2 separate regions of the Homo sapiens genome follow, and region 2 is linked to region 1. A link is a loop called in an ENCODE intact Hi-C map of the cell type or tissue named here. Cell type or tissue: PC-9. All regions are shown on one strand. Each heading gives the region's core, and the rest is flanking DNA. Links, peaks and the distances in the headings are about the cores only. Region 1 has its middle 100 kb from the start of LINC02104. Region 2 has its middle 160 kb from the start of LINC02104.

Region 1 (2,924 bases), core at 156-2,655:
TGGCCAATGGAGGAGGGGTCAAGAGATAAGTGCCCTGTCTTCTCATCCTTGAGACACTTTCTCGTGAGAAGTTCCCAGAGGAATTGAGCTCCTGTAGCTATAGTGGGGACCAATTTGATAAATAACTCTTACCATGGTGATATGGTTTAGCTGTGTCCCCACCCAAATCTCATCTTGAATGGTAGCTCCCATAATTCCCATGTGTTGTGGGAGGGACTTGTTGGGAGATAATTGAATCATGGGGATGCTTTTCCCCATACTGTTCTTGTGGTAGTGAATAAGTCTCACAAGATCTGATGGTTTTATAAATGGAAATCCCTTTCACTTGGCTCTCATTCTTTCTTGTCTGCCACTATATAAGACGTGCCTTTCACCTTCCACCATGACTGTCAGGCCTCACCAGCCACATGGAACTGTTGAATCCATTAAACTTATTTTTACTTATAAATTACCCAGTCTCGGGTATGTCTTTATCAGCAGCCTGAAAACAGACTACTACTCATGGCTTTCCTTCCTTCCATGTTACTCTATTCCAGTCCCCATCTCAGTTACCTAGGGTCACTTCCTAAATAAGTCACCCACACACAAGCCCCTGTTACAAGCTTTGTTTTCTGGGAATTGGGTTGGGGAAGCCAAGGTAAAGGCAGTTGTGACACTAGACACTAGGGTTTAGTGTTCCCAGATACAGAAAGTAATAATGTCAATTACTTATCCGTATTGTCAATAAAGAATAACTCACCTGTGTGACTTCCTTGAGTTCCTGTCCACATGCTTCTTTCAAATAGTTAATATGAATCCTATCATATCTATGATTTAATGCCATTGCAGGATATGGCTTATTTATGCCATGACAAAATATGCAGGTGGACAATGTAGTTGATAATCTTATGAGCTTGTTAAATAGCTACATAAGCCTGGATAACTAGAAACCATCACCTTGATATTTATGACCAGGAACATGGCAAGAATAAGAAGAATGAAGAAAAAAAATATATTTTTAAGGAAAATGTTTAAAACAAATGTTTAAAAAATCTATTAATATGACACACAAAGAAAGACTGAAACGAGATGTGCTCCAAATAAAAGAAGCAGGTTTCTTAGAAGCAAAATTCCACAAGTTAAATCAAACTTCTATTCAATTATAGAATTAATAGAAGTTGAATAACTTGTAGCAATGAAGCAGTCTGATGTTCAGATAGATTCCGTGGAAAACATTAACTATAGTGCAAAGGTTACTTTGCCTGTTCATACTCTTGCAGCAAGTCCAGAGTAAACGAATGTAACTGCCTTTTTCCTGGATATTTCTGGTCAAAACAGACAAGCAAGATTTTTTAATAGAGCAGCATAAGAATGAAACTACAAAACAAAAATTATTTCAGGTTTGTCCAAGTCTCTCAGGAGTTGGGCAACTTTTCTTGGATTATTTTTAGCTCATACAACAGGAAGAAAACATTCAGAAATGTAGTGCAATGAAAATGGTTTTCAAAAGTAAGTTTTCCATTAACCCAAAAGAACATGTGACACTTGCTTATTGCCGAATAGCAAATCACTATAAAATGCTGTGGCTTAAAACAACAGCAATAAATAGTTAATTTCACTTATAAAACTTCAGTTTTCACAGGGATCCTTGTGAAGGTTTTACCTCTGCTCCACATAGCATCAGCTGGGCAGTTCAACTGGTATTGCAGGATTACTCCCAGGATGACTCATTCACATGGCTGGCTAGTTGGGGCTCACTATTGACTGGCAGTTCAGTGGTTCCTGTTAATGACCAGACCCTGATTCTCCCCATATGGACCTATCTGCAAGCTGCTTGGACTACCTAACAGTATGGTTGCTGAATTGAGAGAGTGTCCCAAGAGAACAAGGTTAAAAATCACCTTTTATAACTCAGCCTCAAAAACCACAAAGTATTAACATTATTGACAAGTACATGCAAGTGGAGAGTACATAGTTCCCATTACTGGATGGGAGCAGTGTCAAAGTTAAGTTGTAAGAAGAGGAGAGATACAACATGTTACTGCAGTCATCACTGCAATAAGATTGAATAAGAAAAAGGAACAACAACAAAAAGTTTCTGTAGAAATGGTCTCATATGAAAATCTTTTTGATAACAATATTTGGCACATTATTCTTCTTTAAAATTTACACCTTAATAGACTAATAAATTATAGTCTCTGAATTCAAGGGCTGTGCAAAAATTAGAAAACAGATGCTTGAGTAGTAAGTGAAAGGAGCACTACTACTCACTAATTTGACCTTGACCAAGTTTTTGAACATTTATGAACCCTAATATCCTCATCTCTAAATTGGAACTAATTTATTTTACAGAAAATAAAATATTTTCTGTAAAGCATAAAACTAGCAAATGCATTTAAAAACATTATTTACCTTCCTCTTTGGGCATGGCATTTCACTGGCTACTACTACCAGCCCTTGAAATTTGCAGTATGACAAATTAAGTAACAAATACGAAAAGAGATAATTTCTAAAATTATGTTTCACTGAGAAAACTCTAGATACTAGGCTGTGGGGTGATGTACTGTAAAGTGTTTTTGTTACCCGTTAACCCAATTTTTCATTTAAAAAAATTCATTTAAGTCTGAGCATGGTTGCTCACACCTGTAATTCCAGTACTTTGGGAGGCTGAGGCAGGTGGATCACTTGAGGTCAGGAGTTCAAGACCAGTCTGACTAACTTGGTAAAACCCCATCTCTACTAAAAATAGTAAAATTTAGTATAGCGTGGTGGTGCTGGCCTATAATCCCAGTTACTCAGGAAGCTCAGACAGCAGAATCGCTTGAACTCAGGAGGCAGAGGTTGCGGTGAGCCGAGATCACACCACTGCATTCCAGCCTGGGCAACAAAGCAAGACTCTGTCAAAAAAAAAAAAAAAAAAAAAAAAAAAAGTCATTTAGCAAATC
Region 2 (2,924 bases), core at 282-2,781, 54 kb before region 1:
AAAACAAAAACCAAAAACAAACGAACATTAAGAACATTGTTAACTAAAAGTCTCTAAAAACTAAAGTCTTTTACCCATGAAAGAAAAGGTATGAAAACATTGTCTTTCATTATTAGAGTAAAACATTCATGATCAGATACCTAAGTTCACTCTTGCATAATAGAGAACAGAGTCCTGAGGGATTTGGACATAGACAGAAGATCTGGAGACACATTTCTTTGCTGAATAGCATGTGTCACTGTAATAGGGCAAGATATAAACACACTTGACTTAGAGAGACCACAAAAAAGTATTAGGAAGAGCAGCAAATTAAAAGTGTGCCAGATTTGCCTTACATATATCTTCCCTTTGAAATATTCTTTGCAGAAATAATTATAGCCTTGTTCAAGTAGGTTATGGTCTTTAAAAGGATGATGAGAAAAAAACACAAGTAAAAATTCCAGTAGGAAATATAGTTATCATTCAGTATTCATGGGGGATTGGTGTCAGAAACCCTATAAATACCAAAATCTGCAGAAGCCGAAGTAAGTTCCTGGTATAAAATAATGGAGTGTTTGCATGTAACCTACACACATCCTCCTGTATACTTTAAATAAACTCTAGATTAGTTATAATATCTAACACAATGTAAATGCTATGTAAATAGTTGTTATACTGTATTGTTTAGGAAATAATGACAAGAAAAAAATGTCTGTACATAGTACAGAGGCAATGATCCATTGTTTAAAATATTTTTGATCCACAGTTGGTTAAATCTATGGATGCAAAACCCATGAATACAACGGACCAGCTGTATTTGGAAAAATCAAAATAGGATAATCAGAGGAGGGTTAATTTTCAGAGTGGTTGTTAACACAGGGGAGCCACAAAGGATACTAATCTGGGGCTTATGATAAGTGAGTTGTTACTATTCCTAGTCAGGGAGAGATGAGTGGAGGGAGGGGGCAACTAACAGTTAGAGAGAAGAGAGTAGCAGAAATTCCTCTGTGTTGCAAAGATCAGTGACCATTGGTAAAGGGTTACCCCAAGGCACCTGGCAGGGAGGAAGCTCAGGAAATAAATACTCTCACCTGACTCTCTTTCCAATCTCCTACCCAGTGGGCTCCTAGCTAATGGAAGCCAGCAGTAAATCAGAGGACCCAGCAAGCCTGTCATATGCTGGTGGCTTCCTGGGGGCACTGAGGGGGTTCGAGCAGGGTGAATAATGGAGGTGGAGGCACAAACAGCGGGATCCTATGCAGAAAATAACTGGCATGATTTCAAAGGGCTGAAATGTGAGTATTCTCTCTGTCTCTCAATCTCTCTCTCTCTCTCTCTCTTTCTCTATCTCTTTCTCCTCCCCCATCATGGATGTGAATAATAATAACAAATCTTTGGAAAAAATCACAACAAAATATTTACACAAGCAGTGAGTTTATAAATAGAAAATTGATAGCAACAAAAATTTTAAGAGACTATATATCAGATATGTTGTTTGTCCCTTGAAGGCTTTGTTGGCTATAAAACATGGACTGAGTCTGTGAGTGTGAGCCAGTGTGACAAATCCTCTCTTCTTAGGGACTAAACAGTGGGTTGACAACTCCATAACATACAGACAGCAATGTTGGTCAGTTTAGTGAAAAATCTGGTCTTCCTGTTAACTCAGGGAAACAAGCATTGTATATTTTTTTTCCTTTGAACAGCTATCCTATGAAAACCTGAAAAACAATAATAAAATATTAGATGTTCTAATGAGATTTTTAAAAATTATGATTGAAAACATTCCTGGGAGACAAGTCCTACCAGTTTTTAAGAAGTAAGTTTGCAGCCAGGAGCACAGGAAGGGAGTGGCAATCTTGACTAAGAATGAGGCTAAAATACAAATCCTTTTATCTCTTTAGTCCCCATAGCCTTAAGCTGAGCCCCATCTCAGGCTGTAGTGACCGCTATGGGACATGGGGAAATCTGAGTCTAGCTGGAACACCTTAGCCCCATTTTTTTGTTTCCTACAAACCTATATTTAGTAATCTGGAGCCTTTGTGTCTGGATTGAATTTCCTAAGTGGTTCTGAAATTCACTGTCTGCATAACTGAGAAAAATAATTAACTTTATTTTGCCTTGGTTTCCTTACAATAAAATGGAGCTATTAAAACTATGAACTTGGCCAGGCGTGGCACCTCACATGCCTGTAATCCCAGTAATTTGGGAGGCTGAGGCAGCCAGATCGCTTAAGCAAAGAATTCGCGACCAGCCTGGGTATCATGGCAAAACCCCGTCACTACAAAAAAATACAAAAATTAGCTGGGCACGGTAGCACAGGCCTGTAGTCACAGCTACTTGGGAGGCTAAGGCTGGAAGATCACCTAAGCCTGGGAGGTCAAGGCTGCAGTAAGCTGGGATTGCTCCACTTCACTCCAGCCTGGGCAATAGAGTGAGACCCTGTCTCAAAAAAAAAAAAAAAAAAAAAAAAAAAAAAAACAGAAACAGCTGGGTGCAGTAGCTCACGCCTGTAATCCCAGCACTTCAGGAGGCCGAGGTGGGCAAATCACCTGAGGTCAGGAGTTTGAGACCAGTCTGGCCAACATGGTGAAACCCCGTCTCTACCAAAAATACAAAAATTAGCTGGGCATAGTGGCAGGCTCCTGTAATACCAGCTACTTCGGAGGCTGAGGCAAGAGAATCACTTGAACCCGGTAGGTGGAGGTTGCAGTGAGCCGAGGTAACATGAGCGAGACTCTGTCTCAAGAAAAAGAAAGAAAAAAGAAAGAAAAAGAAAAGAAAACAGAAACAAACAAAAAACCTACAAACTTGATAGGCATTTGAAACAATTTAAAAAGGTAATCTATGTAAAGGCACATACATAGGGTTTAGTAGATATTTTGTCCATCATAAAAAAATAATAGTATTGCTTGACCAGGTTACTCCTCTGGTAAAAACAGAATCTG

The links. A loop is a pair of places that touch in the nucleus more often than their neighbours do. Peaks named below come from ENCODE experiments on the same cell type or tissue, not always from the same donor. Only the 100,000 strongest peaks of a DNase experiment are listed, where the experiment ranks them.
Region 2: it touches region 1 in a loop (3-fold over the local background); 2 of 110 quality-filtered maps call a loop at or near these places.

Annotation. Positions count from the first base shown.
Region 1 is chr5:39,623,485-39,626,408 of GRCh38, reverse strand. No RefSeq gene overlaps it. Among named protein-coding and RNA genes, the nearest start is that of LINC02104, 100 kb to the right of the region's middle. In PC-9, for the core only: no CTCF peak of the experiment used is centred there; a DNase peak (open chromatin) is centred at 1,688; H3K4me3 peaks cover 2,124 bases; H3K27ac peaks cover 2,500 bases.
Region 2 is chr5:39,677,663-39,680,586 of GRCh38, reverse strand. No RefSeq gene overlaps it. Among named protein-coding and RNA genes, the nearest start is that of LINC02104, 160 kb to the right of the region's middle. In PC-9, for the core only: no CTCF peak of the experiment used is centred there; no DNase peak of the experiment used is centred there; H3K27ac peaks cover 944 bases.